Regions from separate parts of the Homo sapiens genome. Here region 2 is linked to region 1. A link is an interaction called in ENCODE POLR2A ChIA-PET data of the cell type or tissue named here. Cell type or tissue: CD4-positive, alpha-beta T cell. All regions are shown on one strand. Links, peaks and the distances in the headings refer to the core of each region. The heading gives the core; the rest is flanking DNA.

What was found. ChIA-PET counts read pairs that join two places held together with the same protein. Peaks named below come from ENCODE experiments on the same cell type or tissue, not always from the same donor. Only the 100,000 strongest peaks of a DNase experiment are listed, where the experiment ranks them.
Region 2: POLR2A ChIA-PET joins it to region 1 with 14 read pairs; 13 of 35 experiments call an interaction of 5 or more read pairs at or near these places.

The regions. Positions count from the first base shown.
Region 1 is chr11:573,702-579,058 of GRCh38, reverse strand. PHRF1 (PHD and ring finger domains 1) reads right to left here and starts at 2,589. Exons shown (of 18, transcript NM_001286581.2): 1 at 2,467-2,589. It overlaps LOC124902805 (translation initiation factor IF-2-like), which reads right to left. Exons shown (of 4, transcript XM_047428004.1): 2 at 4,294-4,321; 3 at 3,208-3,842; 4 at 2,463-2,636. The coding sequence ends at 2,463. LOC143666 (a long non-coding RNA gene) reads left to right here and starts at 3,174. Exons shown (of 1, transcript NR_026967.1): 1 at 3,174-5,251. In CD4-positive, alpha-beta T cell, for the core only: no CTCF peak of the experiment used is centred there; DNase peaks (open chromatin) are centred at 2,042, 2,608, 2,898, 4,698 and 1 weaker place; H3K4me3 peaks cover 3,600 bases; H3K27ac peaks cover 402 bases.
Region 2 is chr11:817,656-823,012 of GRCh38, reverse strand. It overlaps PNPLA2 (patatin like domain 2, triacylglycerol lipase), which reads right to left and starts at 4,099. Exons shown (of 10, transcript NM_020376.4): 1 at 4,055-4,099; 2 at 3,108-3,439; 3 at 1,153-1,385; 4 at 990-1,055; 5 at 407-616. The coding sequence starts at 3,294. RefSeq lists enhancers at 2,465-2,514, 4,050-4,344 and a silencer at 2,965-3,854. In CD4-positive, alpha-beta T cell, for the core only: a CTCF peak has its summit at 3,770; DNase peaks (open chromatin) are centred at 1,622, 2,882, 3,252 and 3,512; H3K4me3 peaks cover 2,631 bases; H3K27ac peaks cover 303 bases.

The DNA.
Region 1 (5,357 bases), core at 185-5,184:
AGACCAGCCTAGGCAACACAGTGAAACCCCATCTCTACTAAAATAGAAAAAATGAGCCGGGCATGGCGGCGTGCACCTGTAGTCCCAGCTACTCCGGAGGAGAATTGCTTGAACCTGGCAGGCGGAGGTTGCAGTGAGCTGAGATCGCGCCACTACATGCCACTGGGCGACAGAGTGAGACTCAGTCTCAAAAAAAAAAATGTGAATCAGCCGGGCGTGGTGGCTCATGCTTGTAATCCCAGCACTTTGGGAGGCTGAGGCAGGCAGATCACTTGAGCCTGCAAGTTATGAGACCAGCCTGGGCAACATGGCAAAACCGTTAAAAACCAGGTAGGTGTGGTGGAAACCGCCTGTAGTCCCAGCTGCTCGGGAGTCTGAGGTGCAAAGATCACTTCAGCTCAGGAGTTCGAGGCTGCAGTGAGCCATAGTATGTGAACAAACAGCTCCTGGCCTCTCCCTTGATGCACTGAGATTGGGGACCACCTCCAAGGGTTAGGTGGGGCGACAGGCAATGGCAGGGCTTGCCCCAGGGCTGCCAGAAGAGATCAGTGAGGCCGTGTGGGGTTTGGCACATAGGAGCTGGCCAGAAATACCAGCTCAGGAATGAGGCTGAACTTTGCGAGTCCATGCACCTGTGGGGCTAAGTCCTGAGGCCTTTGAACTTTACCACAGCTGGTGAGGGAAGACTCCACGGGCCTCTTACACTCCTCCACCACAGCAGCAGGAACGTTCAGGTTACGTGAGGCTGAACAACATCCTTCCTCGATATCACACAAAAGTAACCAGGGGCTATTTTGCCAGAGAACACAAAATAACCCAGGAAGCCTCCGCAGGTACCCTCTGGCACAAGCACCAGGCACAAGACCTGTTTGGGACCACCAGGACCTGTAGTTAGGATGCTGGGTTAATGGGAGCCCCTAGCTTAGGACCTCCTGGTTGCACCAGCAGCCCCAACTCCAACAAATCTTCCCTTCCCCATACCCACCTCTGCCATGTCCCAGGCCACAGGCCAGGAAGCCATTTCTGCAGAAAAGACCACAGCCCTTCCCAGCTGCTGGCCACCTTTGGCTGGGCTAGCAGAGCTCTGGGGTGGAGGAACCACTGTGACTCTCCTGCTTAGCCTCCAGATTTGGGGGATTAAAGAGGAAAACAAAAAACTGGAAAGGCTATTTCTCTCTCTTTTCAAATTCAGGGGAACCAATGCATTGGCAGTCCCAACTGTTACTAAGGAATGAAAAGGGCCTCTGGTGTCCGGGGTGCCTGCAACCCCGTTCCACGCCAGTCTCGGCACCTGAGTGCCCATCCCAGGCACTGAACAAGCCTGCAGCCAAGTCCAACACCTCAACTCAGGCCGACTTTTATTCTTGTATTCACCATCTGCTGTATCAGCTAGGAGAACTCAAAATTGTCAACTGCAATGGAAGTCAAAAAGTCAGGCACGCACAAAGGTCTCCGCGGGCCTGAGATAAACACAGCCCTGCTGAGGGCCAAGGCCAGGCTTGTCATGGCCATGATGCTGAGGTGCCATCCATCCACTAGCACTCTGACTTAACATTCTTCCAATAAGAAAGAAAACCGGATGGTCCAGGAGAGAGATCAACTATGCCAAACCCGAAGTCAAACCTCAGCTCGGCCTCAGAGCCTGTCCATTGACCACTGGCCAGAACGTGGTTCACCCAGCTGACTGCTGTTCTGCTGTTGTCGAAACAAGTAAAGCACATAAACTCCGAAGAAGGGGCAACACAAGCCCCGTCAAAAGGAGCATGGTAGGAGTCGGGGCTGGCGCGGATCCCCGGCTGCCGGCGCTGGCCAGTTACTTAGCCTTTCTGGGCTCCAATCCCCTCCTCTGTAAAACGGGAACAATACCTACACCTGAGAGGCTCTTGTGAGGACTGCAAGAGTTAAGGAATAGGAAAACCGCCAGCCACACAGGCCTGTGGACATGCAGACAAGGCCAGAAGCCCACGACGGCAACCATGCACAGGGGCCGGACACAAGGCAACGAAGTCACAGCTCTCTCCCAAACGCGGCAGGGCGGACTCGCAGGGGGCATGGGCGTGGGTGCCACAGAGCGAGGCGAGTGGGCTCTCGCCGCGTCCTCGCAAGCCCAGGACGTCCGCCCGCAGGCCACGGGCCTCCCAGTCTCGGCGGGGCCTCCCAGTCTCGGCGGGGCCTCCCAGTCTCGGCGGGGCCTCCCAGTCTCGGCGGGGCCTCCCAGTCTCGGCGGGGCCTCCCAGTCTCGGCGGGGCCTCCCAGTCTCGGCGGGGCCTCCCAGTCTCGGCGGGGCCTCCCAGTCTCGGCGGGGCCTCCCAGCGCGCGCGCGCCCGCCCGCCCTCCCGGCCCGCGGCCAGCGCGGCGCAGGCCTCGCCCCGCGGTGCAGGCCGCAGACAAAGCGCGTGGCGCCCACAGGCGGCCCGCGGCCCGGAGGAGCAGGGCCCCCAGGGCCGGCGCGGCCGCCGCACTTACCCGGAAACCTCGCGTCCCGCAGCCGCTCGCGAGCGCTCGCCGCCGCTGCACGACCGAGAGTCGCTCCTAGGCCCGGCCGCCGCCGCCTCTGCCGCCGCCGTGCGCTCTTCGACCCGGAAGTGCACGGCGCCTCTTCCGGGCTCCTCTGTCCTGCTCGCTGACTGGAACCACTGAGACCAGAGCGGGAAAGAAATGACTGAAGTGAGGAAGGTGCCACTCCTTGCAGCCGGGGGTCTCGAGGCGTTCAAACGGCCTCCCTTCCACCTTGGAAACACTCTTTAATGCAGGACTGCCGCCCGGGGAGACCAATATCCTGGAAGAGCTCGTACTGTTTAACCCGCGACCATGGGCTGGTCCAGGCCGTCCCCCCCGCGGCCGGGACAGCTGGTACCGCCCGGATCTCCGCCCACCGCCCAGAGCGAATGGGAGCTGCTTCCTGTACGTCAGCTCCGCCCCCACGCCCGCAGCCCCGTCCCTCCTCGGGCCCGCAGCCCCACCCCGCCCCCACGCACGTAGCCCCGCCCCCACCCCCGCAGCCCCGCCCCGCCTCGCGCCCGCAGCTCCGCCCCCACGTCTGCAGCCCCGCCCTGCCTCGGGACGGCCGCCCACGGCCCCGCCCCCTCCCTCGCAGCCCCGCCTCACGCCCGCTGCTCCGCAGCCCCGCCCCCACCCTCGCAGCCCCGCCCCCACGCCGCAACCCCGCCCGCAGCTCCTCCCTAGCCCCGCGCGCGGCGGGAGCACCTGGGGAGAAGAGTCCTGGCGTCGCCTGCTACCAGCGCCGCGCTCCTCTGAACAAACACTGCCGGAGCCCTCCGTGAGCCGGCTATTCCAGCCCAGCCCCGCGTCCGCCCGTCCCGCAGCAGGCGCGGTGAATCGTGCGCGCTGGCGGACGAGGCGGGCTCGGCAGGACGCTGCTGTGCCGTCCCGTGTGGATTTGGCTCCAGGTCGTCCTGAGGATGCCGCGCAGAAGCCGTGTGGGCCTCGGGACGCAGGCCTGCGTGGCTGCAGCGCACCAGGGGAGGCTCCGGGGATCCCGAGCTGGCGCGGACTCGCGAGACCCCCTGGCCGCTCTGCGGGGAGCGCTGGGGAGGCGTCCCGAGCGGGCGCCAGAGACCCGCGGGCTCCCCGTGCAGGGGCTGCCTGGGCTGGGGCCCGGGTGGGTCTGCGCAGGTGTGGGAAGTGCCGGCTCCCGGTAGATGCTGAAGGCGGAGTTGCCAGGATTTGCTGCGGACTTTTGGAGAAATGAGGCGGGGAAGGACGAGCTTGAGAACCGACGCCGGAGAGACGGGGAAGACGGGGGAGGCCTGAGCGCGGGCTGGCATGGCTGGGGAGGTTGTGCACTGCCCAAGAATGCTCACTGAGGAGCGTGTTCACGTCTCATCGTGGGTGTCTGTGTTTATTATGACAACTACCAGCAGCCCCCGAGGAGCAGCGACAGATGGAGGTCGGGGGCTCTAAGCTGAACACAGGCGGTCGGTCCTCCTTCCCAGGAGCCTCAGCGTGTGTGTCCGCAGGTGCCCCTTTATCTAGCGCCCTTGGGGGAATGGGACGTGTCAGAGGAGATGCAGTGGGCAGAGGCTGCACTGGATGAAGAGAACTATGTGGGAATCGCATGTGGGGTGTGACTGGGGACCAGTGCCTGAACTCTGGGACTCCAACTTGAAGAGGTTTGGAATCTGCAAAGGAGACTAGGAAGGGGCACAGGGGGTGCTAGGGGTGGGGGCCGGAGGACAAACCAGGAGAGGGGCTTCTGGAAGCCAGAGAGGGCGTGCACACACAGGCGGGGGAGGGAGCCTGGGTGCAGCAGGGTGGGCCACTGCGACTCACCGAGGGCCAGCGGCGCTGGGGCCAGGGGCTGGAGTTTGGAGAGTGAGCAGAGAGCACGCAGGGGCTGTGAACACCAACTTCTCTTTCAGGTCAATTTGCTGCAAAGGGGAAGGTAAAGGTGGAGGTAACTAAGGAGCAGGGCAAGAGAGGGGTGTGGTTTTCTGTAGGGTCCAGCCCTACGGGGGCTTAGCAGGTGTCCTCCCCGTGTGCAGAGACCAGAGATTGTAATAAAGACACGAGATAAAGAGCAGCTGGGCCCCGGGGGACCACTACCATCAAGACGTGGAGACCGGTAGTGGCCCTGAGCGCCTAGGTGCGCTGATATTTATTGCATACAAGACAAGGGGGCAGGGTAAGGAGGGTGAATCTTCTAAGTGATAAAGTGAAGCAAGTCACGTGATCATAGGACAGGGGGCCCTTCCCTCTTAGGCAGCCGAAGCAAAGAGAGAAGGCAGCATATGTCAGCATTTTCTTCTCTGCACTTAGAAGAACGATCAAAGACTTTAAGACTTTCACTATTTCTTCTACCGCTATCTACTACGAACTTCAAAGAGGAGCCAGGAGTACGGGAGGAGCATGAAAGTGGATAAGGAGTGTGATCATTCAAGCACCACAGGGAGGGGGTTAGGCCTCCGGATGACTGCAGGCCAGGCCTGGAGAATATCCAGCCTCCCACAAGAAGCTGGTGGAGCAGAGTGTTCCCTGACTCCTCCAAGGAAAGGAGACTCCCTTTCACGGTCGGCTAAGTAACGGGTGCCTTCCCAGGCACTGGCGTTACCGCTTGACCAAGGAGCCCTCAAGCGGCCCTTATGTTGGCGTGACAGAGGGCTCACCTCTTGCCTTCTAGGTCACTTCTCACAACGTCCCTTCAGCACCTGACCCTATACCCGCCGGTTATTCCTAGGTTGTATTAGTAATGCCACAAAGAGTAATATTAAAAGCTAATGACTAATATTTATAATAATGATTGATAATTTTCCATGATCATCTCTGTATCTAATTCGTATTAGGACTATTCTTATTCTATTTTCTTTATTATACTGAAACAGTTTGTGCCTTCAGTC
Region 2 (5,357 bases), core at 1-5,000, 240 kb before region 1:
TCTTTACTAAAAATACAAAAAGTAGCCAGGCATGGTGGCAGGCGCCTGTAATCCCAGCTAATGGGGAGGCTGAGGCAGGAGAATAGCTTGAACCTTGGAGGCAGAGGTTGCAGTGAGCTGAGATCCTGCCACTGCACTCCAGCCTTGGCAACAGAGCGAGACTCCGTCTCAAACAAAAAAAAAAAAAAAAAAGAGAGAGAGACTGGACAGGGAGCCTGGACAGAGCAGCTAGACAGAGAGGTTGGATGGGCCATCTGCCCCTAGAAAGGTTGTGCGCTTTCCCCAGCCCTCAGAAGAGGCTCCCACCACCCTACCCTGGGCACTCAGAAGTCAAAGGATCAGTGTTCTCCCTTGGTGCCCAGTGAGGAGTGGCTGGGAAGGCCACAGTCCTCGGAGCAGAGCTCACCAGGGGCTCCGGCGGGAAGAGGGCCTTGGAGAGGCGGTAGAGGTTGCGCAGGTTGAACTGGATGCTGGTGTTGGTGACCCGCAGCTCGTGGATGTTGGTGGAGCTGTCCTGCGGACAGATGTCACTCTCGCCCGAGAAGGGGGACACTGTGATGGTGTTCTTAAGCTCATAGAGTGGCAGGTTGTCTGAAATGCCACCATCCACGTAGCGCTTCCACGGGACACACAGACAGGACCGTATGTGAGGGCCTGTGGCTGCACTGGCCACCCACCCCAGCCACCCCACCCGGCCACCAAGGGCCCCATTCAGTGGCTACCTCATTTGAGCGTTTTACCCACTGGGCACTGGCTGTGGGCCAGCCTGGGCACTGAGCAGATGGTAGACGGGGGAGGGCAGGGACGGAGGAAGGGATGGGGGGCCAGGAAGCGTGCGTTGCCACAGCTGTTTCTTGAGTAACACAGGGGAAGTGGGTAACAGGCGGTGGCAGAGCAAGGGCCTGAAGGATGGCTCTAGGCGGCCTCCTCCTCTGTCCCTCATCCCACGGCCCACCCCATAGAAGGTGTCCAGGGCTAGGAATACTCACCACCCCCTGGAGGGAGGGAGGGATGAGCCCACAGTACACGGGGATGAAACCGCTGCAGACATTGGCCTTCAGGGCAGGGACAGAGTGGGAGAGAATGAGCAGAGGCCTTGAGGTTCCCACTGCCCCCCCCACCGCCACCCAGCATGGCTCCACCAGGCCCCACCTGGATGAGCTCGTCCTTGGAGTTGAAGTGGGATATAATGACATTCTCGCCGTCTGACACGCGGGTCAGGGAGATGCCCAGGCGCCCACTGGCATGCTCATGGCTATCAGCAGGCAGGACCTTCAGCAGGAAACTGCGGATGATCTTTACCAGGTTGAAGGAGGGGTGCAGGGGGCCCAGGAACCGCTTCCGGGCCTCTTTAGATACCTCAATGAACTTGGCACCAGCCTCACCTGGGGCACAGGGCCAAGGTTAGGGGCCCATGCTCCTGGGCTTAGCAACACCCACCTTCCTTCATAGCCCCATGTCCAGGGTTCCATGGCATACAGACCCTGGAGGAGGCCCAGTGAATGTGGGGCCTGGCTCACAGTTGGGACTTTGGCCACCTCCCCTGGGATGGCAGACAGCAGAGGCTGGCCAGCTGAGACCAGGACCTGCCCTCTGCCTGGTATTTCCCAACTGCCTGCCCTATGAGTCACTGGGCCTGGTGTGGCATCTAGCCCAGGAGAGGGGACAAGGCAGAAACTCAACTCTGACCGGCCTTAGCCTTCACCCACTTGGCCAGATCCAGCAGTGCGGGGATGGGGCAGACCCACAAAACCCATCCCGGCACACAGGTCACAGTTCACAGGCCCGGGAGTGTTGGGCTGGAAGTAGTCAGGGCCCAGTTCCTAGGAAGGCACACCTGTGTCCCACTGCAGCCAAGAGGAAGCACCCCAAACACTCCTCTTGGGGCGCAGGAGTGCTGGCCAGCTTGGGGATAGTCCCTGGAAGTGGTCGGGAGCACTGAGGGAGGAGCTGAGGTCCAAGCCCTCCTCCAGTGCATCACCCTGGTCAGGAGTGGGGCAGTGTGGAGCCAGGGGCTCTTCAGCCAGCACCTGCTGCACTATGGGCTCCAGCTGTGCAAGACCACCCGTGAGAAGGAGTCTTGTTGGGAGCAGGGTGGGGAAGCACTGTGGGAGAGGTGTCCTTGGCTCGGGTAGCAGGGACCTTGATGTATCTTGAAGCCAGGGGGCCGACTGAGGCGCTTGTCTGAAGGCCTCCATGAGAGGGAGGGGGCTGGAGGGGGCTGTTCCCAATAATAGCTCTAGTTATTGGGACCTGAGAGGTTCACTTCTGTGGTCCAGCCCCCTCCCTCCCAGGACAAAGTTCAGAGGAAGAGGGCAGGGGTGAGCCCCGGACAGGCTCCTGCTGAGCAGAGTGCCCCTGTCATCTTGGGTGTCCTCACAGGCTCCTGAAGTCGTGTGCTGTAAACATCACTCCCTCATGGCAGCCGATGGTGCGAGCCGAGGCCAGCCCAGCACACAGAGACCCATCCACTCCTGACCCAGGCACCAGAGCCCAGAAGCACCCTCACCCATGAAGTGTGCAAACGCGGTGGGCCGCAGCGGGGAGCCAGGCCACAGGGCACCGTGTGCAAGGAGAGGGCAGGAGAGCCCCTTCGCGCCCAGCCCTGACCTCAGCGGGGCTCCTCCTCCGGGCCCTTGGGAAGGACCAGGTCACGGTTCCCAGACGCCTCTCAAGAGGCTACCCCCATGCCAGGCCCCCTGATAGCAGCCTGCAACTGCGGAAGCCCAGGACACTGTGACCGATCGCTGGCACCGGTTGTAATATCCAGGGCCACGGGGTGACTTAGGTCCCTCCTCGGATTCTCACGGTCCCGCCCACGAGTTACTTTTTCTGTCCAATTAAGCAGCTTTTGCTGCACCTGCCCGCCCCCAAACCTTTGCGCCAGACAGGCGGGCCCCGGGCACCCTCGGAGCAAAACAAACCAGGCCCCGCCCCCAGGCCAGCGACCCGGATTGGATCCTCGCCGGGTTCCCCAGGCGCGGACCGGAACCCTCCCCACGGTACCCACCGACTCGCCGCGGGGCCCCTCCGCTCACGGAGACCATCCCCCGGCCCCGCACGGCCTTCCCGCCAGCCCCCCGCCTGCCGCCCCCGGCCCCGCTCACCCAGGCAGACCCCGGTGACCAGCGCCGTGGCCGTGAGCGCCCCGGCCGAGGCGCCGTAGATGTGCGTGGCGTTGGCCACCAGGAAGGGCGCGTGCTCGCGGAGGCAGGAGGCCACGCCGACGTAGTAGACGCCGAGGAAGCCGCAGCCCGCGAACGAGATGTTCCACGTCTTCTCGCGGGGAAACATCGCGGCGGCGGCCGCCGGGCCCCGGGTTCCGTGGGCGGCCAGGCCTCTGTGAGCCGCCTGCTCGCCGCTCGCTCGCTGGAGCCGGGGGCCGGGCAGGTCCCGCTGCGGCTCTAGCTCGGGGTCCCCGCTGGCGGAGGCGAAGAAGCTACGCGGGCGGCGCGGAGGCGGCGCTTTTAAGTGTGGGACTCACGGCGGGGGCGGGGCCGGCACACGAAGACCAATCGGGGCGCGCAGGGAACGGCCGTGCCCTCGGGACCCGCCCCCGTCCTTGACCCGGCCCCCCGCGCTGGAGCCCCGCCCTCCGCTGCCGCCCGGAGAAAGCTTCTGCCCTCCCTCCGCCCCTGCTGGGCACGGCTGGGGGCACACGCCTAGGGGTGTAGGGTGGGCTGGGCGCAGGCCCGAGCCTGGGGGCCGGAAGCCTCACACAGACCTGGGTACCGGCGAGAGGGAGCTCTGGTTTCAGGGCAGCCACCGCCCCTCCCCACCGGGTCCGCCTCCCACACCCACCCGGGACAGAGGAGCTGGTCCCTGGACAGAGGCGCACCGGCAGCACCCCCAGACCTGAAAGCCGCACAGGCCTCGGGAGCCCCGGGACCCACAGGCTCACCCACAGACAGACCCATAAACATCCAAGGCCAAGGCCGGATGCGAGTCCCGCAAACCCTTCGTGGGGGACCCCAGCTCCGCAGACCCACGCGACCTGACGTGGGGCCTCAGCCCTGCCCCGCGCCCGCGACCCTTCCGGACCTTGGCTTCTTACCTGGGTCTGGCCCTGCCTGTTCAGGCTTTGGGGCTGCCTGCGTCTGACTGGGGCCGCCCTGCTCCCGATAATTGCCCCAGAGGTGGAGCAATCCTGGGTGATGTCACCCTTTCACCCCTTTTCCGCATTTTTCTCCTGGTCAGTGGAGCAAACAGGGCTTGGAGTAGATCCAGGATCCCTCCCTGAACCTCACCCCACCCCCAAACGAGAGGCTTTCTCAGGTTGGGGTGGGAGGCAATGAGATTCTGTCTCCCCAGGAACACTGGCTCCCCAGGCTGAGGTCATCTCTGGACCTAGCTGTTGCCAGAGCTGCAGAGGGTCTGGGATGGGGCTTGGGGCTGCCCCCAACCCAAGCTGAGTTAGGGAAGCCAGAACAGGGCCAGAACAGGATGGGGCCATCTAGGGGGATGCTGCCCAGTCCTCAGCCTCTTTGCTCCCAGCCATCCCAGACAGCACTGGAAAGTCAACCCTGCCCCAGCCCTACTGGGGGCCGGTAGGCATTTACATAAGCTCAAAATGAGAGGAGGCCGGGTGTGGAAGCTCACACCTGTAATCCCAGCACTTGGGGAGGCCAAGACGGGCGGATCACAGAAAGTCGGGAGTTTGAGACCGCCTGGCTGGTGAAACGCTGTCTCTACCAAAAATACAAAAATTAGCCGGTCAGGGTGGCACACGCCTGTAATCCCAGCTACTCGGGAGGCTGAGGCAGGAGAATCACTTGAACCTGGGAGGCGGAGGTTGCAGTGAGCTGAGATCGCACCACTGCACTCCAGCCTGGGGGGCAGAGCGAGGCTCCGTCCTAAAAAGAGGCCGGGCACAGTGGCCCATGCCTGTAATCCCAGCACTTTGGGAGGCCGAGGAGGGCAGATCACCTGAGGTCAGGAGTTTGAGACCAGCCAGGCCAACATGGCAAAACCCTGTCTCTACTGAAAATACAAAAATTTGCCAGGTGTGGTAGTGCACGCATGTAGTCCTAGCTACTCGGGAGGCTGAGGCAAGAGAGTCACTTGAACCCGGGAGGCAGAGGTTGCAGTGAACTGAGATTGTGCCACTGCACTCCAGCCTGGCCAGGTGACAGAGCATGACTTCTTCTCAAAAAAAAAAAAAAAAAGAAAAAAGAAAAATGAGTGAGAGGAGGTAGGTAACCACGTGTGGGGCACCTAAGGGGTTCTGGAGGGCTTCCCTGTGGGAAGTGATGCTGAGTTGAATTTTGAAGGGTAAATGAGCAGACCCAGGCAGCCGACCAGGACAGGCGAAGATTGTCGGGGAGTGAGGGGAGAGAGTAGCTGAAGCCCAGCCATGG